Regions from separate parts of the Homo sapiens genome. Here regions 1 and 2 are each linked to region 3. A link is a loop called in an ENCODE intact Hi-C map of the cell type or tissue named here. Cell type or tissue: GM12878. All regions are shown on one strand. Links, peaks and the distances in the headings refer to the core of each region. The heading gives the core; the rest is flanking DNA. Region 1 has its middle 24 kb from the start of LINC00276. Region 2 overlaps LOC105373436 (a long non-coding RNA gene). Region 3 overlaps LINC00276 (long intergenic non-protein coding RNA 276).

Region 1 (10,502 bases), core at 3,474-7,473, 120 kb after region 3:
AAAATTAAATTTAAGTTTATCTGCACTCTAATCCTATGCTTTTTCCTCCATGCAAGTGTTTCTCAAAATGTAGTCACTTGACCAAATGCAACTACATGACTTACAGCATTTCTAGGGCTTGGGCACCAAGAATCTGAACTTGTAGCAACTTCCCCAAGTCTTTGTGTTATGCCCAATCTAATTTTTGAGGACCACTCATCAGTTCCATGTGCTTCCCTAACTCTGAAAACCAAAGTTGGAGCCTGCAGAAATATGCTTCATTCCAGCCCAATGTCAGGAGTAGACAACACAGGAAAGACAGGAAGGGGCAGTGCTTGCTCTGAAGACCCAGCCATAGGGCTTTAGGAGTTGTTGAAGCCAAATGTATTGAATAGCTATTATGGGTTGACTCGCGTGTCCAAAAATCTATGTTAAAGTTCTAATGCCCAGTACCTCAGAATATGACTTTCTGTGGGTTTTTATAAGTGTTAAGTAGTTAAGATAAGGCCATAGATGAGGTCATACTGGAGTAAGGTGGCCCTTAATTCAATATGGCTGGTGTCTATATTAGAAGAGGGAAGACAAAATGAAGACAGATACACAAGGAGAGCCCCATATGATGACAGAGGCAGAGATTGGAGAGCAAGTCAAGGACATCAAGGCTTGGCAGCCACCACGGGGAGCTAGGAAGAGAGGTGAGGAAGAATTCCACCCGGAGCATCAGAGGCAGCACAACCCTGTGGACATCTTATTTCAGATGTCACAGCTCTAGAACCATAGGATACTAAAATTCTATTGTTTTAAGTCACCTAACTTGTGATACTGGGTGTATAAAAACCCCAGGAAACATACAAGAGCTGATGAGTTAATGATGGAGAAATTTAATGCTCCTTTCCTTCTTGTCTGGAGCTTAAGCCGTTCTTATTTCTCCATAAGGAAAGCTTGGGTTTGAAGTCTCTGGGACTGAATATATGCTATCAAACCTTAACAGTGTTTATCTTCACAGAACACTGATGAAAGCTCTTGGGCTTCCCCTCCTCCATTTCCATCATATGAATATAAATCTTTGCTAGGGATTGTCTGTCTCTCCCGTTGCCTTTACCGTGAGGAGAAGCTCTTAGGCACACCCTTGCTGCAGTCCTTCTGCAAGGTTGCTACATACCACATACCCAATTCCATCATAACTAGCAATTTCTAGAACAGGGTTATCAGTTTTCTGAGAGGAAATTTTAAAAATTTAAAACACACACACACACACACACATACACACACATGCACATGACATTTTAAAAACCTTGCCTCTGTGGTCAGTATAAACGGACAAATATCAAGGCCGGACGCCCTTTGATGTGGAAATGTCTGTGATGCCTGACAGGACCCAACATTTGTAAATCAGGAATTGAAGCTAATACTGACTGCAGGAGATAAGGCAGAGCCAAACTTCCACTTCCATCACCTCAGAATAAGTGTCAGTCCTTCTAAAGGCGCATTTTGAGTGCGAATCACAGGATGAGTCAGACCAAGTGTTCTTATTTAGATAGTAGTGAAATCAGGCCTTAGAGAATTGTTAGTCAGCAAAACTAAATTTTAGTAAGGCCATGCTCTGGGAAAGGAAATGAAGAGATCTGAAACCAAATTTAGACCTTCCAGAGACCAAAAACAGCAAGGTATAGAAAAGAAAGATCCAAGCCTTGCTTCTCCTGCCTAATGTGAACAGGAGAGAGGCTGGAGCAGGTGGCAGGAAGAGGAAGACTCACTCACTTTGCAAAATTCTGTGAGCTCCTTACAACCACACAAACAGCATCAAAACACTTTCTTACTGGATTTAGAATGGCTGAAATCCAGAACATTGACACTACCAGCCCTAGAAAGAATGCAGGGCAACGAAAACTCTCATTCATTGCTGGTAGGAATGCAAAATAGTACATCCACTTTGGAAAACAGTTTGGCTGTTTCTTACAAAGCTAAACATACTCTTACCATAAAATCTAGCAATCATGCTCTTTGATATTTACCCAGAGGAGTTAAAAACTTATGTCTACACAAATGTTTATAGCAGCTTTATTCATACGTGTCAAAATTTGAACAACCAAGACATCCTTCAGTAGTTTGATGAATAAATAAACTGTGGTACATCCAGATAGTGGAATATTATGCAATGCTAAAGGGAAATGAGCTATCATGTCAAGAAAATACATGGAGGAAACTTAAATTCATGCTACTAAGTTAGCCAAGTCAATCTGAAAAGATCACTATTGTACATTTCCAGGTATATGACATCTAGAAAAGGCAAAATTATGGAGATGGCAAAAAAAATTCTACGTTTGCCAGAGATTAGGGAAAGGAATGAATTGGCAGAACACAGAGGATTTTTAGAGCAGTGAAACTAATTTTTATGATACGATAATGGTTAATATATGTCACTGTACATTTGTTCAAACTCAGAATATATAAAACAAAGAGTGAACCCTAATGTAAAATGTGGACTTTGAGTGATTAAGACATGTCCATGTAGGTTCACCAGTTATAACAAACGTACCACCCTTGTCCAGACATTGATAATGGAGGAAGTTATATCTGGGTGGGGGAAGATGATATGCAGAAAATCTGTACGTTCTGCTCAATTTTGCTGTGAATCTAAGACTGTTCCAAAAAATGAAGACTATTTTAAAAACACATACACACACTGTCTTATGGTATCTTCCCTCAGTTATTAGGCTTCTTCCACTGCCAAATAATCTTCTTTTTCACCTTAGCCACAGCCTCACCTTCAGTATGCCTTCTGTCTCATCCACATGGTAGTCATTCCCTTACTCCATGGTCTCAGAAGTTTAGTTCATCATGGCTGGCTACTGTCTAGGTCCATAAATGTAGATGTAGCTCTCCAACAGAGACCCTGGACGGTAGGGGTTTGAACTTCTCCTGTAACTAATTCTGTAGGATGATGGATTAAAAACACGCTTTGGATGAAGAAAGATGCCTCAGGACATCCTATCTTAGTCACCCACCAGATGTGAGACAAAAGAAAGTTATGGTAAAAAAATGTCAGTTCTGCGACTTCTGTAACTTTCAACAGTTATTTCTGCCCTCTAGCATAATCCTAGTAATGAGTAATATACATTAAATCGCCAGTGAACAGGGGCATTGACTGCATTTTTAAAAATTATTTAACTTAAATACCCTCTAGTCTTAAGATAGATTTCTTTGAATCTGGCCTCATTTTATTTGCTGCCTTCCTTTGCTTTAAAATTCCGACCTAACTCACTAAGCAAACAACAGAGGCTCAAAATGTTCAAGAACCTCCAAAATTAGGTACGTTCATTGTGGAAGGATACATCATATCATCATTCTTTCAAGTAATTATGAAATTCTATATTTTACTTGATTGACTATGTCTGAAAAAAGATAGGAAATATAAAAGAACTAGAACTCTGTTTAGTTGCATCCTCACTATCTTCCAAGCACTGTGCCAGGCTGTGAGAATAAAGTCTTGAAAATGATACTGTATTTGCCCTTGATGTGCCAGTATTAGTAGAAGGAAAATGACTGTTATGACAATTACTAGGCTGGAAGTGAGAAAGGAAAATAAAGAGGTAGACAAGTGCCTGAATATAAAGAAAGAAACTAACTTTGCAAAGATTATGGCAGAGAAATCTAACACAGCTGACTCCATCTTGCTTATAACCTTACAAGTTAATAGCCCTTGCTCATTTCTGGGCACAGGCCAAGCTAACTACCAGAGGAATTTAGTTTACACTTTAAAGGAAGGACGATAATAGCTCCTTCCTGAAACTAACTCTCCTTGTTTGGGGAATGAAACTGCCTTTGTAAAAACTGATGAAAGGTCACAAGTTTAAAATTATGATAGGGGCTTGAATTCTGCTAAGCTATAAACATAGTTAAGTGATAGCCAGCCATTGTTCCCTATCTTGATTACTGCTAGGAGTTTTGTAGCTGGAGGTCACAAGATTTGTAACTTCCCCAATTGTTCCTATAGATAACAGCCATATTGTCAAAACCTAAGTTTGGTCTTTGAGATATTTTTCAGATGTTTGCATTCAAGCAGACCAACCAAGGCCACCTGAACCCATGAGTCATACCAAGGAACTGACTCAAATGGTCCAGTGACCCCTACCTAGAAATTGACTCAGTACATGAAGACAATTCGGATACATCTATGATTTCATCCTTAACCAATAAACAGCACCCATTCCCTAGCCCCCTGCCCACCACATCATTCTTTTAAACTCTAGCCTCTAAGCTCTCAGGGAGATGGATTTGAGAAATAGCTCTTATCCTCCTGCCCAGACACCTTGTGGTAATTGAACTTTTTCTCTGCGGCAATGCTACTATCGCCATGTATTGGCTTTTTTTCTGCAGCAGGCAAAAAGAACATGCTGGACAATTACAATAATATTTTAGAATAAAAAGCTGAAACTTGATTTTACAATAGAGAGCATTAACTTCTGTGTTTAAAACACAGATAAAGATAAGATAAGTTGAGGAAATTTCTCAGGTAGAAATATAGGAACTGTTTTAGAAGGAACAAATCTGGAAGAGGGATGAAGAGACTTCTTAGTTTACTGTTGCAATTATCTAAGGAGCAGATGATAAATCTTAAAAGTTTATGGTAGTCATCTGAAGAGGCAGTGAGGGTAAGCCTGGCTCTCTGCAAACTCTGTGCAAGATGAACTAATCTGGTAACAATTTGCTAGTTGAATAAGAACAAAAAAAGTTAATAGGATATCTCCAAAGACCATGATAAAAATATCTCCAGAAAAATGCTTTTCTCAACCCCTACCTCTGTACTACACTGTGTAAAGCTGGCAGGAATAAAATGCTAGATTTTTAGAAAATAGTAATTTTGGGATAGCATTTAGACAACTTTCTCATGTAGAGAAAAATAATTTTAAATATTAACTGAAATATATATTGCTTGTGAATTTTTCTCGTCATCATTCCACCATTCAATTATCTGTAAAGCTGAGACTTAAAGCCCTAAAAAAGAGAAGTCATAAATGACTCTAGTGGTAACTACAAGTTAATCTTTAACAATGACTTCATAAATTGGTTCTTAGAAGTTTATGGCACGGAGGCAGTAACCCTCTGTTGCTCAGTCTATAGAAATGAGTTTTATTGTTTCTCAGATATATTCCCTACTACTCTTCGATGACAATTCAAGCTGAACCATGACTTGCTATTCACCCTTGATTTTAAAAGCAAACCCTGTTTTCGTAATTATTTCAGGCACTAAAACTAGTCATCTGAAAGTAAATCAAAAGTGATTTCTCTCATCCCAATGAAAGTTTCATACTCTGCCCCAACACAAACTCAGTTGAGGGACTTAAAGTGAATAGCATTTCCATCTACCTCTTTAGGCTCTTCTCAAAAAGGGGAAAAAAAATATTTTTCATTTCTCAGGTCCTGCTCTCATGGTCTCTTCAGGCTAGTGCTGACTATCCAGTGATGTTCTCGGTGCAGCAGATGTCTACATGCTTATTCTTTCCAGATAAAGCATCTGGGTTTTCCAGAATCCTTGTGATAACCTCACATTGCACAGATTCCTGACATTGACACCTGGACCTTTAGTCAATTCCTCTCACCTCCATTTCTGCCCCTGGGAACACATTTCACAGATTCTGCTGGCTTCCCTTTGCCCCAAAGCACACCCTATTGGGCAACTAAAAGATGGCTTGATTCTAGCTACTTTCCACAGTATCCATTTGGGCCACTCTCAAACATCCTGCTGTACCAAACAGCAAAGGGTAGTCTTCCCTTGACTGCCTCTTTCCTTGCTCTCCCAACAGAGTTGCTCCCAACAGTGTTGCTCCAGCCACCTACTGCTGCTGAGCTAGAAGCATGCACCATATTCTATGGTTACCAGACCACCTGTAATAAGTTCTCCTAAGAATTGCTTCATAGTACTATACTCTGATGTGCTGCACTGCACTTATGACTTATGAATTTTACAGCTCAGCAACATCCACCTGGAGAGGGTGATCCCATTCTCTTTCCTGCTGACACCCTAGATCTCTCTAAGTGAAATTCTTTTGGAGAATCCCTTCCATATCACTGAACAATGAAAATAGAAAAGCTTCAAGTATGATTACTACCGACAATTTTTTCATGTCCTTTAACCAATTTCCTTGGAATTCCTAGGCTCCTATTTGCATAGGTTGTTTGAGGAGGGAAGGATAGGGATTGTAAGATGGGTTTGGTAACCTCTCAGTAAGCACTGGAAGAGGTAACTGGCAGCAACTTTGTTCTCTATTTAAAATTTCAGGGTACTTTTTGTTCTCAGGTTTGGGGTTTCAGCCAAAATTCCAAAACAATGGAAAAAGCCTCATTTGGTATCCGACTTTATCAACTTTGAAACTGAAAGAGACTTTTGTCACTGTCACTGTTGTTTTTAGCTCTTTAAGAACTCTAGTACTGAGAATACAGAGTTCAGCTACCAACCATGGAGTGGGAAGGGAAAATTGCTGACCTAAGAGTTGTACAACAACCATGTGTGGAAATGATAAGAAAAAGTTCTGCATTAAACATGGGTGATGGGTATAGCTTGGGATTGAGATGTAAGTGTGTCTCCGTGTGTGAGAGTTGGTGGGGGAGACTTACTTTATGCTCCATTTTTGGGGTCAAAACCTTGGGAATGAAGGGTGGTAGAGAGAACTAGAATACCATTTGACCCAGCCATCCCATTACTGGGTATATACCCAAAGGATTATAAGTCATGCTGCTATAAAGACACATGCACATGTATGTTTATTGAGGCACTATTCACAATAGCAAAGACTTGGAACCAACCCAAATGTCCAACAATGATAGACTGGATTAAGAAAATGCGGCACATATACACCATGGAATACTATGCAGCCATAAAAAAGGATGAGTTCATGTCCTTTGTAGGGACATGGATGAAGCTGGAAACCATCATTCTCAGCAAACTATCGCAAGGACAAAAAACCAAACACCGCATGTTCTCACTCATAGGTGGGAATTGAACAATGAGAACACATGGACACAGGAAGGGGAACATCACACACTGGGGCCTGTTGTGGGGTGGGGGGAGGAGGGATAGCATTGGGAGATATACCTAATGTTAAATGATGAGTTAATGGGTGCAGCACACAAACATGGCACATGTATACATATGTGACAAACCTGCACGTTGTGCACATGTACCCTAAAACTTAAAGTATAATAAAAAAAAAAAGAAAAGAAAACCTTAAATAAGTTTAGAGGATCTCAAAGCTGAGAAAGTTTCTCTCTCCTTGGGCTATGGCCTGCAAATATCACAAACCACTTAGCTACTGGGTAGAGCAGCAACAGCTACAGGAAGACCTGAAGAAACTATCTTTGAGTCTCCTGCAGTGCCAACTGTCACAGGGGAGCATCTGAAAGTGTCTGAAGTGCAAGCAGATGAGAAGAGCCCTCCAGGTTGGAATAGGAAGGAGACAGAGTATGTTACAACTGGAGACCATGGTGAATCAGGCCAGCAGACAATATAGCTCTCTCAGGAGCAGGGCTGATGATCAAGACCTGGCAGGATGAGACACAGCTCAGTAGTGGTCTGCAAAAATACACAATGGGCTGGGACTACATGCCCACCTCCCATCCTACCCTGTCCCCACTCCAGGCCAAGAGCTTCCAAACCCTGATACTGCCACAGGAAAAAGAAGGAAGCGGGAGGAACTGAGATAAATGGGTTTGATGAAGTAGTTACTTAAATGAGATTAGATTTTGGAAAATTTACCTTAACTTGTGAGATTTAGTTTTCTGCACCGGAAAAAAAAAAAGGGTGGATCATGAGCCAAGCTGAATCAGATATTGAGAAATATAAAGATATTCTTTGTGTACTCTGAACTTCACGTTCAGTTTTAAAGATAAATACATTGAAGACAGGGCTGGAGGGTGTGCCTCTGAATTTAAATACAGTTTGGGATGAAACTAGATCTCCACTCTTGATTTTAATTACTATCTTAAACCAAAAGGGATAATTTCCAGAATCACCATGGAATGGTTTGGAGCATTTAAAGAAGGAAGCATTTTGCCAATACATTTCCTTTGGATGTGATGAATCCTGCACTGCCACAGCCAAGTTGTGTGAATAAAGCCAAAACCAAAATCTCTAAATAATGTGTTCCTTTCCTTAATCCCCATCTATTTGGACACACGTCTATGTGCATTCAAATTGGCATCAGAATACTTGCAAGGCTTTACTCTCATTTGAAACAGTTGAGATATACTACCTAGATACACAGGCAGCATACTATGGCCATTTAGCAAGAAGGCTTTAGAGTTAGCTTGACAGGGGCCAAATCCTCAGTCTATAATTTATTAGATTTGTAATCTTAGGCAAATTCTTTAAATTCAGTGTGCCCCAGTTTCCCTTTTTTATAAAGTAAAAATAATTGTAGTATTTATCTCATGAGTTGTCATAAATCTCAAGCCAACATTTATATACATGGGCATGTATAAAGGAGTGAGTTCTCCATCATTTCAAATATTCAAGTTTAGGCTGGACAGCCACATGGTGGGGGTGTTGCATTGGACTGAATAACTGCTGAGATCCTTTCCAAATATGACTATCCTTTAGAAAAGAAGGTCCAGTGCCAAAGAACAAAATTCACTTTGAGATAAACCCAACTGATGGCTCTCATTTTGAAAAGGAGGCCAAAGACACACAAACTATTTCAAACTAAGATAGAAATAGGCCAAGTCGCCTTGCTGTTGACTCAGCAGCCAGAGAATCACGGAGAGTATGCTGGAGTTAAAGTCAGGAGAACTGGGCTGGAGTCCCAGTGCTGCTCTTGGCTGTGTGGTCATGGGTTAGTTAGGTAATGGATGTGGTTTGCAGTTTCTTCATTTCTAAAATGGGTGTACAAGTTTTTTTTTTATTATTTTCCCTCAAAAAGTATTCATGAAGATTAAATGAGCCAATGTAAAATTGCTTTGAAAATGGTAAATCACAGTATAAATACAGGTATTATCATTTGAAGAGCTCAAATTACACTACATTACACTATACATCATTAGTTCTGAAAATAACATACATAACCTCAAACCCTGGCTGAGAATAAGCTATTACTTTAAATATCATGTTGGGTATAGAAGCTGAAAAAACTGCCACTTTGTAGATTCCTGCATATTTTCTCAACTACTCAAGAGTGGAGACTTTAATTTACCTTTAAGGCAGGTAATGACTTTATTTTGGGGAAAAACAGAAAACACAGAACCATGCCATATATTTATGCAATATAAGTTAGGTCTTACTTGCTGTTTTTAGGAAGCCAGAGGTCATCTTCCACCTGAATACTGATGTCTTAGACCCAGAACTTCTCTGTTTCTCCTCTATAAAAATGAGATGTATCTTTTATCAAAGATTTTCTCTACAGATTTTCACTCAAATATTTATGGAACCTCCTCTCTATGCCAGGAGAGTTAGAGTGTTAAAAAGTCTGACCTACTCCTAATGGTGTTCACCAGTTACTACAGGAGACAGAAAAAATAAGCAACAATTACACAAATAATTAATGATGATAAATGTATGAAGGACAATGAGTCAGTGAAAAGTACTATGAGGATCTGTAAGAAGAGGACCGATAAATGTGGAGTTAGGATGAATTTAAGTGAGGAAAGAATATTTAACCTGAGTCTGGAAAGATAAACAGAACTGACCCAGCTGGGAGACACCAGGTGAAAGCAGAATATTCTGGGAAATATTTTTTATTGTCTCTGTGAAAATGAATGTTATTTTGTCTGGGTTTAGACTATGGCGTCTATAAATAATTTCTTATTCTTAGAGGGTTTTGTATGTTCTTTTCTGGGTAGATGGTATCAGGAGTAGCACACTGAGATGGAAAGGACTTTAGTAAGGTGAAGGCTATTACACCATAATTTTTCTCTTATCCTGGAAAAGGTGCTGTGAAAAGAATAAGATGAGGCTCAATATTGACTGGACATGAGACACTTCATATGTGGCATTGTGGAGTGTAGTCTTGTTAGGTTGATTATATTAATAGCTTCACTTGGTGCCTGTCCAAAGGCAAGATTACTCTCTAAGACTGGATTTTTATCTTAAGTAAGAGGACAATTCAATTGTATCATCTTGTGAAAAGGCTGATGCTGGGACAGGAAATGAAGACTCGCATTTTGCACCTTTAACTAGAGTGTAGTCTGGCTTTAAACTTGGACTTAAAATTACGATGACCAGATGTGACTGTTTTGAGTTGTTCTCTGTGATGTACTGTCCTTCTTCTCCAAACTTTCAATATACTTCTTACTAAAATGCAAAGCCTGACCTCAGCTGTGCACCTTGAATCAATGGAAATTTCTCTTCCATACTTGGGAAGGTGTGTGGACAGGAGGAGAGTCAGCCTCTGGGGCCTAGAGCAGTGGCAAGAGCAGCATCACCCCCAGGAGCCAAGTGTGCCCAGCAACACAGTGATCATGCATCAGTCCAAACATAGTGACAATGTTGAAATTTGCCTGAGCCCTGAGCTCCTGTAAAACAGGGGTCC
Region 2 (10,502 bases), core at 3,853-7,852, 1.1 Mb before region 3:
CTCTAAAAGTTAGTTGGGTGTGCTGGCACGCATCTGTGATCCCAGCTACTCAGGATGCTGAGGTGGAAGGATGACTTGAGCCTCAGAGATTGAGGCTGTAGTGACTTGTGATTGTGCCACTGCAGTCCATCCTAGGGGACAGAGTGAGAACTTATCTCAGAAAATAATAACAATAATCTGTAGTAAAAATGTCATTACATGTAAGACATAGATGGGAAGCTAAAATGAGTAATAAGATCCAGTCCTGCCCAATTAGCCATGTGCATCCTCAATTTGGATGCTGTTGAAACTCCCCGAATGTAATTTGTTTTATATCGAATGCCATATGACTCAGAGTATGTAATAAAATCTGTTTTTGAGATTAAATTTCCAACTTTCTAAATATACTGTACTGTAACATACATGTTATAATTGATGACTAACTTCTAATTAAATAGTAGATACCATAGAGAAAATGTTTTCTGACCTGTCTACCAAAATATAGCTCATTTTGACACAAGAAAATGAATAGCTGTCTTTGAATCAAAAATTAATCCATAAGCAAGATTTTACATAACCTTTTTAGAAATGAATAAATTTTACAGCTTTATTCATTGTCAATTCCTTGATAGTTTTCAGACTGTATGAGATGAAGATTGCAAATTCTATAGAAAGTGCAAGGGATCAGAATAACACCAAAGTCTAGAAGTATCATGCAATTTTTCACATGACAACTAGACACATGACTGTTTTACGAACAAAATAAATTTTTGTATTGCGCATGACAGCACTTGTATCATAACTCAAAATCTCATTAAAGTATTTACACTATTAGCCGACCTCCTATTTTCAGCACAAGACTGCAAATAAGGTTTTAGGTGGGATAAACACATGAAGATTTGACTCTTATAAGGCTGTAAGTGTTGAATATTCATTACACTTTATGCTCTGGGCAGCTCAAAAGTTTGCTCTGTTTTGTAATAGACAGCTCACGGAATGGAACGTCTCACTCTAATGTAGTAGTAACTGCTTCCTTAAATTTTATGAGAGACTAATATGTTCATTCCTTTTTTCTCTGTTTGCTTCATTTCTATATGATACCAGTTTCCTCTAACTGCTCATGACTCTCTCCCCTTAGTACATCTTTCATTTTTATTTTGTTATTACTTTTTTTCTTTTCCACCTTCTTCCATGAAAAAAAATAGTAGAAGAAAACTAACTAACTGAAGCCCAAAACCATCCAGTCAAGAAATCTGACAATCTGGGGACTGAATTTGAATTTGTAGGTAGGTGGAGTTCTATTTTATTTTTTTAAACAGGGTCTTGCTCCATTGCCCAAACTGGAGTGCCATAGTGCGCCCACAGCTCCCTGCAGCCTCAAATTTTGTGTTTAAGTGATCCTCTTGCCTCACCCTCCTGAGTAGCTGGGACTGCAAGGTGCACACCACCACACCTGGCTGATTTTTTTTTTCTTTTTGTAGAAATGGAGTCTCACCATGTTGCAATAGAGTTCTTAATTAACATATCAGGTTGATAAACATTTGTTTAGGAATTGGAAAATGTACATTCTCAATTAGACTGTATTTGGAAAACCTATAATAATTAACCCTGATTACATAAAAACATATTTAAGGGAAACAAAGAATAAAAAACACTAAGTGTTTTTGTTGCGTGGAAATATGTTACTAGCACATTATTTTAGCCACGCTCTGCATGTTTTTGTTAAAGCATGACTGTATATACAGATTGGAAGGGCAACTCCCGGGAACTCAGCAAAAGCCATGGTATGAACACAAGCTAAGTGGCCCACAGAGACTGAATTCAATGCTAATCATGTAACTTAGTGTTTTTGTCAACTAAATTTAGAGAATATAGTATCATCTGCTGCAAAACCCTATTTTCACATGTCTGAGGAAGACTATTCACTCATGATAGATAAAATTAGAGTTTACAAAGTTTAATTATTTTGTCATATTTGCTTCCTTCAGTCAGGCATTTTGTATTTATTTTGAAAATAAATACGAAATTTACTTTCCAATATTGTTAATGAAATAAGAATTGACTTTGAAGTTATTTCTATGTGAATGTAATCAGAACAAGTATTTAAACTGACTTTATTATAGATTTCTTGTTACTTAAACACAGTTTATTCTAGAATATCCTTGACCATGAAATCCATATTCTTTTACATCTTAATCATATTCTTCCAAATATATAGTAAGGGGTTTAGATTTTAGCTTTGCCTTTAACAGTGATTAAGTTTTTATCTACTTCATCATCATGAAAAAGATATAGTAAATCTGTGGATAACTCTTAGAAGATCAAAATTGAATTGAGCTAAAGTATTTTTAGTCCTAGTAAGCGGCGTCCCCCAAGTAGTGTCATCTTTTCTGGTATGCAGAAAAGTGTTAGGTCACCTAACTAGATCCTATGTACATATACACTCTGTTTCAAAATCTACTCTGGCAATATTACAAAGTTGTCCTTGGAGTGTTCCACTAGCAAAGTGATCTTACCCTAGGGAAACAGCAAGAAAAACAAGCAGACAATTATGAGATGGTATTTTTGGATGCTTTGATAAAGAGAGGCACAGGATACTGTAGAGGATCTGAGGAGGGGTCTCCTTGCTGGTATTTGAGAATCCGACGTTTTCCTCTAAGAGCTGACATTTGGGATGAGCCTTGAATATATGTCTCAGTTTTATTTTGCTGCCTAACACACTATGCTCACGTTTAACAGCTCAAAACTGCATACATTTATTTATTTATTTATTTATTTATTTATTTATTTATTTTATTATTTTTCTAATTTTAATTATTATTATACTTTAAGTTTTAGGGTACATGTACACAACGTGCAGGTTTGTTATATATGTATACATGTGCCATGTTAGTGTGCTGCACCCATTAACTCGTCATTTAGCATTAGGTGTATCTCCTAATGCTATCCCTCCCCCCGCCCCCCACCCCACGACAGTCCCCTCACAATTCCTGTGGGTACTTTGGCTGACTTTTTGTTACAAACAGGATAATCAACTTATCTGGGCTTGCCCAAGACGTTCCCGATTATACAATAGAAAGTCCTGCACCCTAGGAAACCTCAGTCCCAGGCAAACTAGGGACTTCGCATGAGTACTCACCTTGCAGCCTTGATGAGGCTGCAATCACCATGCTGACTGGGGCCAAAGTCGTTTCAATGTTTGATTGGGGCAGGGGCAAGTTCTGTTTCTGAGCTACTCAGTGGTTGCTGACACGACTTAGTTCCTTTGGAGCTGTAAGCCAGTGGGGTCTTCAGGTCCCACTGGCCACTGGCCAGAGGCTGCCCTCAGTTCCCTGGCAGGTGACCCTTTCCATCAGAGTCTGACTTGAGATCCAGGGAGAACGTGCCAGCAAGATGAAATCACCGTCTTTTGTAATTTAATTACAAAAGAGACACCTCATCACTTTAGCCAAATTCTATTTGTTAGAAGCAATTCACTAACTAGATCCAGCCCATCCTCTGAGGGAGGGGAATAAACAAGGCAGGACTACCAAGAATAGAGGGAGATCTGCCAGAAGCTTTCTGTGCAACAGAGAATCAGCTGCAAGAAGAAACAGCTGAGAGAAGAGTATCTTATAATGGTGATAAACACATTTTCTACAGAGCACGTAACCATAAATTTATCTGATTAAGAATATGCTCAAACAATAGATAGCAAAGACAAATTTATTCTCAATTTTCTTTTAAAACATTTCACTACTCATGGCCGGGCACAGTGGCTTAAGCCTGTAATCCCAGAACTTTGGGAGGCTAAGTTGGGCAGATCACTTGAAGTCAGGGGTTCGAGAGACCAACTTGAGCAACATGGTGAGACCCTGTCTCTACTATTAAAAAAAAAAGAAAAATTAGCCTGGCCTGGTGACACATGCCTGCAGTCCCAGCTACTGGGAAGCTGAGACAAGAGAATCAGTTGAACCCAGGAGGTAGAGGTTGCAGTGAGTCAAGATCACAGCACTGCACTCCAGCCTGGGCAACAGAGTGAGACTCCACCTCAAAAAAAAAAAAAAATCCACTACACTCGATGAACAGATAAAAGAGTGTAATTTTGTGAGTGTGCATTTGTGCAAATGTGTGTCGGGGTGGAGTAGGTTGTTTTGAATTCCCTCTTTTATTTCAGCTGATTTTTGAAATTATTTTTTATTTACAGAACTCCAGGAATAAACTATATAATTAAAATTATAAAAAGAACAAGTCTTAAAATAAAAGTATTCTTAAAGCCTGAGCTTTCCTGCTTGTCTAAAGCCATTATTTTCTCTGACTTTCTGATCTTTTCAATCTTTCAATGTGTATTTCCCCCCACTAAAAACTGCTTTTTCCTATAATATTTCTCTTTCTCCCAAATCCATCCTTAATCCTTTGCTCTTCTAATGTTTGTTATTCTTTTAGATTTCAGCACAGGCGTCACTTTTTCAGGATTTTCTGAACTAATAAAATGTTCTTTATTAAACATTCTCATACATATATATTTCATGTTCTGGCATTTACCACAGTTCTATCTTTACACTTATAATTATTTATTTATGTTTATTTCCTAAAACATTAGCTTCATGTGGGAACTCACCATGTTTTCCCTACTCCAAGACTAATGTCTTGCACAAAGGGTACAGTAATCCCTCCTTATCCTTGGATATATGCTCCAAGACACCCAGTGGATGCCAGAATAGTACCATAAATAGTATTGAACCCTATATGCACTATGCTTTTCCCCGTACATACTTATGATAAAGTTTAATATGTAAATTAGGCACAATAAGAGATCAACAATAACTAGTAACAAAATGGAATAATTACAACATATTATTATAACAATTACGTGACTATGGTGTATCTTTCTCTCTCTCATAATATCTTCTTTTACTGTACAGCAGTAACTGAAACCCTGAAAAACAAAACCCTTGATAAGCAGAGACTGCCGTACTATTTTTAATCACTTGCTGAATAAATAAATAAAAACACATGTTATAATTACCTAAATGTTTCTTTGCTAAATTAATAGTTTTTTCTGAATTGAAATTCTTGTTTTATTTGGTTTGTATATATTTAGTGAAGGAGTAGATAGGTAGTGTTAAATTAAATGTGGCCTAATGCCTCTTCTCTTGAATCAATTTGTAGCAAACTGCAGCCTAATTTTAAGAATATAATCTTGTAACAAGTAGCTGTGTCTCAGTCGCTTACATGAGATAAGCTTCAGCCAATCACAGGCTGCCAACTGCTCAGGCCATGTCCATATAAGGCAAATGCCTCATCACACCCTGCATAAAGAAAGTCAACACTCAGCTGCAACCAACCACACAAGCTATATACGTATATGCTTCCTTGTTTCGTTTATAAATACTGCCTTCCCATGCGCTGGGGGGAGCTGTCTGAACCTCTCATGGTTCTTTGTGCTGTTTGATTCATAAATTTGCTAAAATAGGCTTTGCTAAATTTATTTTGTCTAAAGCCTTTCTTTTAACAGTAGATATAACTGTACACAAAATACAGTAGTTTATTTTCTCAACTTTAATATTTTTCTGTGCTAAAAGTTATCAATATTTCTAGTCAATAATAAAAAAGTTATGCTATTGGATATTCAATATCCAATGTGTATGCAAGTTATGAATACACTTAAATGCATCTTATTTGAACTTACACATTTTTATGGCATATATATATATATAGTATGCACCACGAAATATAGTAATCATATGCCCTTTTATTTTGTTCATTTAGATAACGAAATACTTTAATAAAAAATAACCTATGACATCTTTACAGAATTCCTATGGAATTGTTTGGACAGGAGAATATATTCATTTTCAAAAAGAGGCTAGTGATGCTCAGGACGATTAAGTAACTAGCCAAAGGTTATGCAGCTTCTAAAAACAAAATGCTTTTTCAGAAAGTGTGGGTACAATTGAACTCTTTTTAGTTCTGTCAAATTTCTCTCTTTATCATGTACCTGTAGTTTCAGATGCATTAGTGGCTACTTTGGCTTTCATGCCTAGAGGAGCATCATCTGTTGCAGGCAGGATGGGTAGAGGGTCCAGCAGCCTCTTGTCTTCCTGCCTGATTCTTCAGTATTTATCTGCCAAATCGAATTACCACAAGAGGGCACAATGACCTATGAAACATTCTCTCCCTATGCTTTCTGTTTCAAATTGATTCAAAATAGGAGAGATGGAGAAAAAAAGAAAAGGCAAAGAATACTTTTAAGTAATTAATTTCTAACTATTTTTTAATCCTGGCATTGTAGGCATGCTGATCAGAAATTTAAAGAACTTCTACTCATTAGGCTAGACAAACATATGTCCTGCACTGATTTGACATATCTAGAAAGATTCATCATAAACACATTTATTAATGAACATTTTATGAACTTTTACACGCCGAAGATGCTTTCATGTAGTTACCACGAAGGTCTACGTTTGGCTTAGAGGAAGCACAACTGAAATATTCTTTCCTTTTTTTTCAGTCCCATACACACTCTGGTGTCAAGCTCAGTACTCCTATTTACTGGGAGTCCTTCCTTAATGGTATCAGACCTACGAATTACTTTTTCCTCTTCATGGGCATTAAAAAATCTCATTATTTGCCTTTTTTCTCACTCATATGTTGAGTCAATTTTAGGTGTTAAATTCTGCACTGGGATGGGGATGATGCAACTTTCAGACAATGGCTTGGATGAACTCAAAGACTAGCAGAGAGGAGAGAAAAGTAATCTTTATACAAAGAAGGAGGACTTATTCGTGATTCTTATTTTACAGATGAGATAACTCCCTCATGAGTTTAAGTAATTCCTCAAAACCACACCAATGACAATTTGACTTTAAAACCCATGATTTTTTTTCTTCCAACACTCTGATAAGGTCATGGATTTTTAATTTGCTTTCAGCCTTTTGAGGATCGTCACAGATCCTCAAGTAGTTTGCATTAAATGCAACAGAAGTGTATCAACAACTAATTTGTATACATTATTATTTGATTTAATTTTCGGTACATTAAATATTTTGAGAAATGCCATTATGATAAGTAACAAATTCACTTTTACTCTTGATGTGAGATGGAACTATATATAGAATTACTGAGAAACAAAAAATTTGCAAATTTATTTATGCAAAACAACATCATTGACCGAAATTCAGAAAGTATTTTTAGTTATTTACTCTTTGTGATGAACTGTGCTATGAGAGCTAAATAGAGAATAGATTAAATGAATGTGGTGATCAACCACTAGGAAGACTTCACAGACGATGTTCTTTCTGATAGAAAGTTTTTAAGGCTTTGGAAGAAACTCTTCTGTAAAGAGAGTTAAGACAATTCCAAGGAGCAAACTTGGTATGAGAAATGACATCCAGATGAGGACTTAAAATGAGTAATGATATATTTGTGCAATTTACAATAACTGGTAGTTAGATTAATTTACAAAATAGGCAAGTACTTGAAAATAATGATTATTCATCAAATATTTGTTTTTACCTAAATATTATTAGATAACATATAAATAATAAAAAAACAACTTCGCTTGTCTCAAGAAAATTTATATACATAAAATATAAACATATGTACTATGATAGTATGAAAATATAGTTTTAACCAACTTCTTCATATACATATCTACATTAGATTTCAGGAAAGAAATAAGTTACAATGAAATTAAAATAAAATAATGTATCTGAATAGTAAATAATAGGTCAAGATACAAAGTTGTTTGAAACATTTGTAGGACAAGACCTTTAAAATTCCCAATAACTATCTTTTAGTATTTGGAGTCATAAAAAAATTGAAAATCATCATCCAAAATTATTGATCCTATTAACATAAAAAGTTTAAGGTAGTAGAGATAGATGGCAAACATGGATGAAAAATAAATATTTTTCGGGAATATTTGTGAGTATCAAAGGATAAGTAGAGCGTTGGGCCTGGCTTGGCTAATTTCTTTTAACTTTTTTAAAGCAATGCTCTCTGAAAATAGGTTTCAAATAATAGCTTTATGTATATATATATATATGTGTGTGTGTGTGTGTGTGTGTAAATAATATATGAGTAATTTCTAAACCTGGTGGTATACTCCCAGGAAATCAGACAGAATAGAAGATATTAATAAAAAGAAAACTGATATATATATATATATGTTTTCAGATATATCTGATTAAATATTAGAATGTTGACAAAGCATGTTTGTGGAAAGGTTATGATTATTTCCATAATGCATGTGGTTTTTCTATTTGTAGCATTACTGAAAACAAACAACAAAAAACTTATCAATTCAAATAAAGCTATTACTGTTAGAGCTTTAAAGGCAGCTTAGGACTAAATAACAAATCAAATAAATATGTGATGTATTTGGGAGAATGGTTTCCACCCCGCTCCCCCCACGCCAAAAAAAAAAAAAAAAAGACAGAATACCAGAGGACTTGGAGAACGTAGTTAAACTTTGCAAAGTTTATGGGTTGAGGTCGCATGAAAATCAAGGTATCAGGTTGGTACTGATCTAGCAGAAGGTCCCACAAGTCAAGTAGATGCTGCTGAATTACAGAGTTGAAAATCACTTGTCAGTCAAAAATTAGCATAATAATATGACTTAGCCTGCTACTAACATGATTGATATTATACTAGTGAGAGTAGTATCTAGCTGGAATGACACTTGTTGCAATACATGATGCCCTCTCAGATAAAAGCTTAGATTCTGCATCAAATTTTATTAGAATGAGAATATTTATAGGTCTTCTAATACGTCTTCACATACCCTTTTTCTATAATAAATTATTCTAGAGCAACATTTTCCTAGGGTTATCTTCAGAAGATTATTTCAATAGGATGTTTATGGATAGCTACTATATTAATAGTTGGGGGAGGATGTTGGAGACTATTGACTTTGTCCTGGTGGTTTTTCTTTGGAAAAATCATTAAAGCTCATGAGTGGCAGCCAAATGTAAATGGCACATGGAACTAAATCTCTAGCTCTGACCTCTCCCTGAAACTTCCATCCCTTGGTTGGACAAATACAACCCGCTCATCATTACTTCATTATTTCTAAAGCCTAAAGTCAAAATTGGAAAACTTCTGCATTTTTAACATTTGTAAATGTCATCACCATTCTCTCACTCATGTAGATTTTTTTAAACTTCTATTTTAAGGTCAGAGGTACAAGTGCAGGTTTATTACACAGGTAAACTTGTGTTACAGGGGTTTGTTGTACAGATTTTTTCATCACCCAAGTATTAAGCCTAGTAGTATCCATTAGTTGTTTTTCCTCATTCTCTACCTCCAAAAGGCCCCAATGTGTGTTGCTCCACTCTAGGTGTCCATGTATTTTCATCATTTAGCTCCCACTTACAAGTGAGAAAAAAGAATTAGTCTCATGTCCAATCTCCCATTCTGTGTATGACTCAGCTCTTTAGGGTCTCATTCTGCCTGCACTGCTCTTTGATATCTAAATCTGTCTGTTTCATCTTGTTACTGCCGTCACTACTTCAATCCAAGCCCTCACAAATTACCACTGCACAATCTTAAAAGCCTTCTCACTGGCATGAATATGCAGCTTTATGCCCTTCCAAGCCAGCTGAATTCATGATGGTCAGATGGTAATTTGAAGAGCAATTGTTGAATTATCTTTCTCCAATACTTAGTTATGTTTATGGATTCTCCTTCGCTCATTGAAAAGGGTCCAAATTCCCCAGATAGGTTTTTAATGACCTCAGACCCTGCACCTAATTCATACTTCTAACTTTATTTCTTCTTTTTGTTTACATATCATTTGGGTTGAATGAGACTATGTAACCCAGAGGGAGAACACAGAGGAACACTGTGCTGTATTGAAGGAGAGAAACATGTTAGGAATAGTGAGTTGAAATAGAAAATAAATCAGTGAATTTAGGAGAAAGGAAGGACGTAAATAAAAACTTATCGATAAATGGGACCTAGAAGAAGTAACTGCTAATATATTATTTTCTTGAAAACACGAAATTAAGGTTAACCAAGACAAAACTGGAGTTTGACCGCATAAGACAAAGAGTCTAGCTGAGGATTACCTCAACATGCCATGCTTATTTGGCTACGTAAACAAGAGGTTGATTCATTGTAATGAGAAGAAATCGTGTTAAAAACATAAATACTCTATTTTGCCAGAATGATACATTGTCCAGTTATTTTACCTTGGGAGAAGATCTGGGAATAAATTGGGGATGTTTTGTCCTATAGAAAATTAATCAAATCATGTGAAAATAGTATGAATAAATCTAAAATAGTTAATTTCAGCTTTTGGACTTAACATGCCCTCTGAGTGTGGTGCAGACCTGTTGGTTCACTCATTAACTGGTCACAGTCAGCATAGGTAATAAACTACATGCTTTTGTATACATGTTGTCTCATCTGTTCTGCTTATGAGCATTCTTCCGTAGAAGAAACTTCAGACATGGAAATGTGCTAAGTTCATTTTCCTGAAACCTAGGTGGGTTGGATTTGCTACTTGTAATAGTAGCAGTGAATTGGTCAGGCTGCAC
Region 3 (10,502 bases), core at 3,811-7,810:
GGAGAAGAATAGCTAAAAAGAGCTCTATTTCATTTTTTAATTATGAAGCAAAAGTGACAGTTCATCTGGAATGTTGTCAAGCCAAGATAAAAAAAAATGATCGAGATTTGGTCTCTAAAATTATTTTTGGGAATGAAGAGGTTACTCTGAAACACACAAAGGCATTAAAGCCAAAGAGTCGTGCAGCAAGTTGTGCAGAAAAGTTTATTATTTGTTTGCACATGTGTTGTTTTGTTTGATTTACTTGTATTTTTGCATGACACAAACATCAGTTTCTTCCTGATCAAAGATTTTGCAGCCTAATGACTTAATGTTATACAGAGTGATAATGGTCTTGAAATATAGAAGCAGAATAGTGAGGCCTTGTGTTGTTTTATGCCTACTTTTACTGCTTATGCTCAGATTAAAATCTCTTAGCCAAGGCATCGGACACCATTTGCCTATTAGTGACTGCTGTTAAATGAGGATTGATCTAAAAAGATCTCCTGCCTGTGGTAGGTGCAATTCTCTAGCCTTTGTTAACAAAGTTAATAAAGGGTCTGTGCCTTCAAAAAATTTAGAGCTTAGGAGGAGAGAAAATAAGCAGCCTGGTGGAATGCGAAGCTATGGTGTGAGTGCATTCCTGGGGTATGTGGTGAGAACACAGAGAGTTTCAATGGAAAGTGAATGCTCAGCCACTGGGGCCAGGAAAGGCATTGGAGGAGGTCATCCTTGAGCAGCTTTTCCACTTTCCCTTAAAATCTCCATCTGTAAAAGCAGGTGGCAATAGATACTATCAAAATTCACTTCCAGCTACAGGGTGATAGGACATCAAGATTATACCTTGATGTCCCAACAGCTCAATCTGAAAAGACCTCTCCTAGTAAAAGAAGAATTGCACCGTTTTTGGATTTTACTTCTCGACACTTGATTCAGTTACTGACTCGACAGAAAGAGGGCCGTAGAGGGAACAGGGAAAAAATGAAGCCTAAAACAAATTAGAGGTGGTAAGAGTGAAATGTATGTAGATTTTTCTGTAATCCTCCTTATGGGAGAAGCTATGGTTGGCCATCTCCCCAACTCCTTAAAAAAATCCCCGTTAAGCTCTGAAGTTAAGTACATGATTTAGAGTATATGAGAGGGGGTCTAGGAGGAAAATAGAAGTTTTATACTGTGAGAAGGATTTGCCTACCATTTAAAAATACAAATATGCCCCCCTTTAAAAAGTCTATCTCTTAATACATGCGTGAATATAAATAAGCCACAGTAATAGGATTTATTGTGTTTCCTAACAGGACACCACAGCATAGTTGCCAGAAGTGGTACAAGGATTGCAGAGTGAGAGATGGAGACTGCCATAGGTTACGATGGACCACCAATAGCCACAGTAGCTATTATCTACAGGCCAAAACTCAAATTTGTTTTTCTGTGAATAGGTCCCGTTGCTATACAACAATATAGACAAATATGGCAATAATGCAACATCTCAATTTTCAAGACATTGTTATATCAATTATCTGAGTTGTACTTCACAGTTACTGTACCTCAGAGCAGCGTAAATCTGAACAGGACTCAGTTACTCTATCTGTGATATTTACTGAGGACAATTCTCCTGAGTAAGTAACACAAGTAGAGTAACTCTGAGTCCCCTACAGTTAGGGTGATTTGATTGAGTTCAGAGGTCCATATTGGGAGTACATAGTCTCTCGATATGAAGCCTAGAGATCATTTGACCAGAACTATCTCTAGATTTTTCCCAGGGGATGGTAACAGGTGAGAAATTCAGCAGATGTGTACCTGCTGAACACAACAAATTGAAATTTGGTTTACCCAAATGTGCAGCCTCTGCCAGAGACAAAGAAAGTGCCTTTAATAAATAGTTTCCTTACCTCATTTCTTTCCCCTTTCAAAAATGTCTACTCACTAATATCAGACTAAACATAAAATGATTCCTTTGGTATGTTTGCCACCTCCTTCACCTTTTGGAAATTAGAGCATTTTATACTGTCATCCTATTAATATGTTTTCATTTCCCTTCCTTTTTTAAATAACAGTTTTATTGTGATAAAATTCACACACCATAACATTTACCTACTTAGAGTGAAAAATTCAATAGTTTTACATTCCATAAAATTCACTCCTTAAAGTGTGTAATTCAATGGTTTCTATCATATTTACAGAGTTGGGCAACCATCACCATAATCAGTTTTAGAACATTTTCATTACCTAAGAAAGAAACCTTATACTCATGAAAAGTCACTCCTTAATTTTCCCCACTTTTTCACCTCATCGTTTGGCAATCAGTAATCTACTTTCTGTCCCAATAAATTTGCCTATTCTGGACATTATATAAATAGGATCCTACAATATGTGGGCTTTTGAGACTTGCTTCTTGCACCCAGGATAATGGTCTCAATGTTTGTCTATTTTGTAGTGGGCATCAGCACTTTGTTCCTTTTCTTTGATGAGTAACAATTCATGGTGCGGATTGACCCATTTTATTTACAGCCATTTATCAGTTTGTAGACATTGTGGTTGTTTCTACATTTTGACTATTATGAATAGTGTTGCTGTGAACCTTCAAGTAAAAGTTTTAGTGTAGATGTGTGTATCCATTCCTCTTCAGTAGATAACCAGAAGTAGGATTATGAGATCATATATGAAACTCTATATTTAGCACTTTGAGGAACTGAAAAACTGGTTTTGAAAATGACTGCACAATTTTACATTTTCATTAACAGTGGATGAGGGTTTCAAGTTTGCGACATCTCTATCAGCATATATCATTATATCTTTTTTTATTTTAGACATTCTATTATGTACAAAGCAGTATCTCATTGTGGACTATCAGTTTTTAAAAGTTTACCAAAAATCTGAACACTACAGGATACTAACAATATTAATTATCACTAATGTTTATAGGCTTAGTGATGATCTCAGAAGTTTTCTTTTAATAATTGGGAGAAAGGGAAGAGGCTGGGAAGAGGAGTTGAAATGAAGCAAGATGGATCATGAGTTATGAATCATTGAAGCCAGGTAACAGTCATTTAAGCACGCATTATACTATTGTCTCTGCTTTATTCAAGGTTTAAAGTTTTCTGCTCACAAAAGTATTTTTCTAAGTTGACTGGGATCTCTTAGTAAACACATTCAGTGACCTACTGTAAAATTCTTCTAGATTTGGAGAACTGGGCTTATTTAAAATGACTATATTCTCTAACATATTTCTTATCCATCTCATGTTAAATTTTTCTCCCCTAAAGCATTTGTTTTCTATTTCCAGCAAGCTTATCAAGTTATTTAAAGAAGTTAGTGGAAACAAAATGAGAATTGAATATGTTTTCCTTATTTCATTATTGTCTTTTTTAGATCCCATGGTCTATCTGTAGTTTCAAACCTTTGAAAAGATAGTGTTGCATGGATGATATTTAAGATAGGCAGAAGCTTTTATGCTTCTAACTGAGATGACTGTTGGAAATGCACTGTTCCTCACAACCCAGTACTCAAAGATACATATATTAACATAAAAAACATTTTCACATTGCTTTTCTATTATTTTATGTTCTATTATGTTCCATTCTAATACATTGTTTTTTTCTTAGCTCTGGTTATGACACACTAAGTTGACTTAATAAACAGAGTGACTCATAGTTCCAAAAACAGTGGCTTAAAAAACATTGTCTTAGATGGAGTAACAATCTATTCTCTTCTTGAAAAATCTAGTAGAAGTTTCTTGAAATTTCCCAAAATAACTGGGATTAATTAACATAATGATCAAATAGTTTTTCATAAATCAAATTGCATTATTTTGTACTTTATTTCACTCACATTTCTTCCTTCACTAACACTGATGTCTACGTTCATCTCTTGGTATTTAGAATTCTATTCAATCTTTGATTTAATTTATTTTCATGAATGGTATAGCATCAGAAGTAGCATAGAGACTCCAAGAATACTTATATACATAATCCAGTAAACTATCCCTCTGTGGCTTCAGTAAAACACCGTGGCCCAGAATTATCAAGTGATTTGCATAAAGAAGACACAATTAATGACAGCATTGGTACTAAAATCAAGGACTTCTCACTCCTAGTCTAAGACATAGTCTACTATACCAAGCTTTGATGAATTAGTTCCTGATAGGATAGACAATTAGGAGATGAAGGCCATTTTCATAGGATGGGATTACTATTGATGTAGATGCTTCAATTACTATTTCTTCTTTAAAGTCTGTTTGCAGCAGTAGCTAAATGGAAATCAACTAATTTTCAAAAGCATAGTCTGCCATAAGGCGGATTTATGAGAAAATGGTGAAAAAAATAATGTATTATTGATCTCAGGAAGCTATTTTTACATTTTTCTCTTTAAATAGTAAATGCACCATTTTCAAACTCACTTTTGCCATTTCGCCATCATTGTTTATGGGGAGCTGCCTACATCTTTAATAAAGTCTGATTTAATTCTACTGATGCCTTAATACTGATAAGGTGCCTACTATGGGTTGTGTCACCCCAAAAGATATGTTGAAGCCCTAACTCCCAGTACCTTAGAACGTGGTATCATTTGGAAAGAGAATCTTTATAAAGGTAATCACTTTAAAATTAGGTCGTTAGGGTAGACCCTAATCCAATATGACTGGCATCCTCATAAAAGGGAGAAATTTGGAGACAGAGGCACAGATACAGAGAGAACACCATATGAAGATGAAGGCGAAGGTCAGTGTGGTGCTTCTACAAGTCAAGGTATGGCAAAGATTGCCAGCAACTATCACAAGCTGTGGGAGAGACATGGAAGTCTCCCTCACATCTTTCAAAAGGAACCAACCCTGCCAACATCTTGATCTTGGACTTACAGCCTCCAGAACTGTAATACAGTATGTTTCTGTTGTTTAAGCCAGCTACTTTGTGGTGCTTTGTTAAGGTAGTCCTAGCAAACTAATATGGGACCTCTGCTAGAGAACAGAGATATTCCTGAATGTGTTCATTCTCCTTCACAAGTTAACCCTTGACTCTAAAAATTTCATGGATGAGCTGTGAAAAAATGGCAGTGGGTATTCAGTACAGCCTCAGGGAACTCTGTACCTCTCATATCTTCTCTCTAGCCATAATGACTGCAGCCTCACCCTGTATACCTGGGCTCCATTCCTTAGTCTTCAGCTGCCCCCCAACTTTCCAGTCAAATGTCCTACCATCATGTGTAGGTAATTAAGACTCCGTGTCCGTCCTTTTGTAAGAAAAATGAATCTTTGATTCCTTATTTATTTATTTTTTTGAGATGGAGTCTCACTCTATTGCCCAGTCTGGAGTGCAGTGGCACAGTCTCAGCTAACTGCAACCTCTGCCTCCTGGGTTTAAGTGATTCTCTTACCTCAGCCCCCTGAGTAGCTGGGACTACAGGCACCCACCACCACTCCCAGCTAATTTTTATATTTTTTGTAGAGATGGGGTTTCACCATGTTGGTCAGGCTTGTCTTGAACTCCTGACCTCTGGTGATCTGCCTGCCTGAGCCTCCCAAAGTGCTGGGATTACATGTGTGAGCCACGTGCACCTGGCCTTGTCTTTGTATCTTTAGGGAAATACCCTAAGCTTTACCAATTAGCCCAAGCATTCAAAAGTGTTTATAAAAACTCTCACGCAAATCGACTTTCAGATTCCTCATTATCACTTTCATTTTTAAATTGAGTAGCTAAGAAAACTCTTCTTTTTCCTACACTCTGTACTTCCATAAATGCAATTACATATGTAAAGTTCTCCCACTCAGTTTTATTTTATGCTCTCCTTCTATAAATGGGCCATGTATATTTTCATACAATTTGTCAATGCAAACATTGCAAAGGAGATAGTCCTGTAGCATGTCATTAACAGAGTTTCTCTAGGATGGCAACTGTCCATTTGCTGCCTTCACTGGATGAATGTTTAACCAGCTTTTAATCTACTGTCTTCATCTAGTCAATAGACATAGCCTGAGTAATGTTGTCAAATTCCTTTTCCTTGTTGGTGCTAAGATTCACCATGTTTTTGGTATTTTCTTGTTTCACTGAACAGAGAGAACATGAGAGAGAGAGATTTAAAAACTGTAGAGATGGATTTAAAAATGTATCCCCCTTGCAATGACTCTTCTGTCAGATGCCTCTCTGACCCTCTTTTCTTAGTTTTTCAAACATTTAACCTTGTGAATTCAGATGGGTTCCTTCTTCAGACCCACATGATGTTTTAAGGCAATTAATAATCTCTGTCATAGTGACAGAAAATTGTTTCTAGGAAGGACATTGATTTAAGTGTCTATAGTCTATTGCATAAAAATCTTACTAAATTCCATTCACTTAAGTTTAATCTCTTTGTGTTAAACAAGTCAGATTTTCCTTCTTTAAAAAACAGATTATTATATCTGCCTGTTATTTGGAGAAGAGACATGTGAAATCACCTATATAATCTCACTATCAGAAACTGCTTCTTTTCCTGCCACTGAGATATATAAATCACGTTTAGAGTTTTCTGAGAATCTATCAAAGCTGAAAAGATTTCATAAAATTGCTAGCTGCCTCTAATTGACTTCTACCAATATGGAGATGGTACAGTAGCAATTTTGTCAAAGATCATTATACCTAAATGTATCTACCTGTTCATTCTAATAATTATGGAAAACATATTCAGAATTGTGCTCTGTGCTGTGAGAAATATAAAGATTTACGAGACACTGATTATGTCCTTGAAGAGGACATAGTTAATTAGAGAAGAGGATATACATTTAAATAAGGTGATACAAGGAAGACCCTATGTGTCCATGAAGAAATGGTTGCATACAAGCGCCAAAGTTAGGTGTAAAAGTGAAATAACACTTGAATAATTAACAATGTGATAAATATTCAATTAGTGAGATAGAAAGAATAAAGTCTCCTGTGGAAGAACTCAAACCACTCATGATAGGAATATCTAGGAGCTCACTCTGGTTGGTATAAGAGCTACATGATGTTGAGTAGTTGGATCACACTGCTGTCATGCATCAAATCACATCTGCATGCCAAATAAGAAGGACGGCTTCTTTGTGCAGGAGATGGGTTTGCAATGAGGACATTAGAGTGGTGAAATTTATGACAGAAACATGAGAACATATCTCTGCTTATTCTTAGAACTTCTAATGAGCAACATCAGACAAAAGTCCAAGTTCTTTAGAGATTCCATTAGTTGAAAGCAAATTAGAATATTTTTATGGGTGCCTCGAGTAGTGCCATGATGGCCCTAAATATTTTTTTAAACTGTGGAGCCCTTACAAAATTAAAATTCCTACTGGGAAGAGACTGAGTGTTGGGGTTGGTGAGACCAGATTTCAAATGTGAACTCTGACTTTATGAAATGTATAGATTTGGGCAAATTACATGACCTCATCTGTAACACAGGGAATTAGCTATCTCTTTGGTGTGTGTGTGTGTGTGTGTGTGTGTCTATGTGTGTTTAGGTGTGTGTTTAACATATATCATGATGTAATGTTTTAAATAGGCCAGGTGCCGTGGGAGGTTGAGATGGGCAGATAGCTTGAGCTCAGGAGGTCAAGGCCAGCCTGGGCAACATGGTGAAACCTTGTCTCTACAAAAAAATACAAAAAATGAGCTAGGCATGGTGGCTGGTGTGCCTGTGGTCCCAGCTACTCAGAAGGCTGAGGCTGGAGGATTGTTTGAGCTTGGAAGTGGAGGTTGCAGTCAGCCGAGATTGCACCACTGCTCTCCAGCCTAGGTGACAGCTAGAACCTGTCTAAAAAAAGAAAAAAAAAAAAAGAAAGAAAGAAAAGAAAGAAAAAAGAAGGTATAAATAATATAATATGCCAGAGATAGCAGAGATGTGAAAGATACCAAAAATGCTCATAAATTCAAACTAGCTGACTGGTGTAAGATGCATGATATGCAGAAAATCTTAGAAGAAAGTGGTAAATTCCCCCACATTTTCTTTCCAGGAGTACTTGGAAAGAGAAAAAAATTGCATACATAGATTAATAGATCAATTATTTCAGATCCTGTTGGGAAGAATAGCAGCAAAATGTATGAGGTCTGGTGACATTTTTTTTCATATACAACAAGTATGGAATACAGGCTCCAGGAATAAAGGAATGGTATTGACATCTGTCTAAACACAGGATATCTGGCACACTTAAAAAACGAAAGCCCCCTCTCCTGCCTTTGTGTCTCCAACCATCCTGCCCCAGTGGATTGGTCCCCTTCCAGGAGCAGCCAGAGGCAACACTGAGGATATGATAGGATTGTCAGAAGGCACAATCTGTTGCTCCTATATAAAGTGAGAGGTAACAGCTTTCCAGAAGCAGACAAGGGACATCTTTATACAGGCCAGCTCAGCCCGTCTAAACTAGGTTTCTATTTGTTTTATGGTTCTGTCACTTTTCTTTCTAACAAAGCAAGTCTCTCCTTATCCTCAGAATTTATTTGAGAGTAAGGGTGCTTTATACCAATATTCACCTTCTATGAACCAGCAGAGAGTTTACCTTGAACCTAATGAACCTTAAACTCAGAGCCCCTCACTTTCTTTCTTTCTTTTTTTTTTTTTTTTTGAGATGGAGTCTAGCTCTGTTGCCCAGGCTGGAGTGCAGTGGTATGATCAAGTGATTCTCCTGCCTCAGCCTCCCGAGTAGTTTGGATTACAGTTACCCACCACCACGCCCAGCTAATTTTTGTATTTTTAGTAGAGACGGGGTTTCACTGTGTTGCCCAGGCTGGTCTCGAACCCCTGACCTCATGATCCACCCACCTTGGCCTCCCAAAGCGCTGCGATTTCAAGTGTGAGCCACTGTGCCCAGCCCAGAGCCCCTCACTTTCACAGATCTGCATTTAATTTTGCATTAGTACAAAATACAAATATAAATATTATTTAACTCATCAAAAATACCCTCAATCATATGAGCTTTAGGCCCCAGGATTCCCCCGGACATACAATATTGGAGTGACCAAGTAAATTCCCACTTTCATATCCTCCATCAACTCCACTCCCTATACATGAAGTACCAATGACTCTGGCCAACTTCCTCCACAAGACTCATCTGTTAACACTCCCTTTCATTCACCATTTACCCTTGTATCACTACTTGACCATGTCACTTTACATCCTGGGATTTCTACACCAACTTTTCTCTCTAGCTAGAATGCCATTTTCCCTGAATCAAACTGGAGGAGCCTTTCTTACCCTTCCTAATCTAATTCAAATGTTCCCTCTGCAGGCCAGGCACAGTGGCTAACGCCTGTAATCCCAGCACTTTGGGAGGTCAAGGAGGGCAGATCACTTGAGATCAGGAGTTCTAGACCAGCCTGGCCAACATGGAGAAACTCGTCTCTACTACAAATACAACAATTAGCTGGGCATGGTGGTGTGCACCTGTAATCCCAGCTACTCGGGAGGCTGAGGTTTCAGTGAGCTTGAACTTGGGAGTCAGAGGTTGCAGTGAGCCAAGGTTGCTCCATTGCACTCCAGCCTGGGAGACAGAGCAAGATTCCATCTAAAAAAAAAAAAAAAAATTCCCTCTGCAAAGTTCTCCCAGATCCTCTAGAGGAAAGCCTTCAATGCCTGATGTGCTTCCAGAGCACTCTTTACTCTCTATTCTAGCACTTGCCACATTGCCTTGTAATTAGCTATTGTGTGCCTTTTCCACACAGAAGCTCCAGGAGCAGGTAGCACATCTTGACTGCTTCTTCATTCCTGGAGCCTAAAGCAGTGCTCGGCACAGGCAGTGTTCAGTAAGTAGTAGCTGGTGGAGTGCCTGGTTTCAGAACCCCTCCAAGGACCTCCACACGACCTCATCATGTCCTACAGGTTAGAGTCAGGAGGAAAATTACTCACTGATCTTGCTCTCTACCCACAACCAAATTTTCATATTCTCTTAGGTATCAGCATTATCAAACCCCTTACTTTCATCTCTCCTCTATTTCAGTTGCAAAATCCTATTTCAGAATAATTTTACAACTTCATCTCCTCTTCTACAAGGTAAGGGCATATGCAAATTTGAGTTTAAAAAGTAAATGCTTTGAATACAAGTTTTCTGCAGCACAAAGGCCAATTGGTATTAGCTTGGCTTATGTTTGACCTAAAAGAAGTTGGGCAACTTCAATGGTCTTTCTAATGACCACATCTATCCATATATCTGAATAAGTCAGTAACCTTCCCATGTGTGGACATGGGCAGACACTGAACTCAGCAGAAGAAAAGGGATAGGGGATGCTGACCTCTATTTCCCTCACCGATTGATTTCTTCATCCAAACATTTAGCAAACATCTGTTAAATATTCAAAAAGTACATGCCAGGTACTGTGCCAGAAGTTGTGAGTACAGAAATTAACTAGACACAGTCCTTGCCTAATCAAGAAGCCTACAATTCAGAGTAAGGAGAAAGGACATGTATAAATAGGTACAGTGCAACTTAAGAAATGCTGTAATAGTGCTTCAGGGTGGGTTGATGTCCTAGTTCATTTTCTGTTTCTTATAACAGAATACCTGAAATGGAGTAATTTATTTTAAAAAGGAATTTA

The links. Peaks named below come from ENCODE experiments on the same cell type or tissue, not always from the same donor. Only the 100,000 strongest peaks of a DNase experiment are listed, where the experiment ranks them.
Region 1: a loop joins it to region 3, with 3 times the contacts of the local background. A loop is called at or near these places in 1 of 110 quality-filtered maps.
Region 2: it touches region 3 in a loop (2.6-fold over the local background); 1 of 110 quality-filtered maps calls a loop at or near these places.

What each region holds. Positions count from the first base shown.
Region 1 is chr2:14,419,624-14,430,125 of GRCh38, forward strand. No RefSeq gene overlaps it. Among named protein-coding and RNA genes, the nearest start is that of LINC00276, 24 kb to the left of the region's middle. In GM12878, for the core only: no CTCF peak of the experiment used is centred there; a DNase peak (open chromatin) is centred at 5,208.
Region 2 is chr2:13,188,014-13,198,515 of GRCh38, forward strand. All of the region lies in intron 1 of LOC105373436 (a long non-coding RNA gene), which reads left to right. The region is part of intron 1 of LOC105373484 (a long non-coding RNA gene); the gene reads left to right. Among named protein-coding and RNA genes, the nearest start is that of MIR3125, 460 kb to the left of the region's middle. In GM12878, for the core only: CTCF peaks have their summits at 5,359 and 6,109 (motif pointing right); a DNase peak (open chromatin) is centred at 6,118.
Region 3 is chr2:14,300,908-14,311,409 of GRCh38, forward strand. The region is part of intron 2 of LINC00276 (long intergenic non-protein coding RNA 276); the gene reads right to left. Among named protein-coding and RNA genes, the nearest start is that of LINC00276, 95 kb to the right of the region's middle. In GM12878, for the core only: no CTCF peak of the experiment used is centred there; a DNase peak (open chromatin) is centred at 5,654; H3K27ac peaks cover 1,323 bases.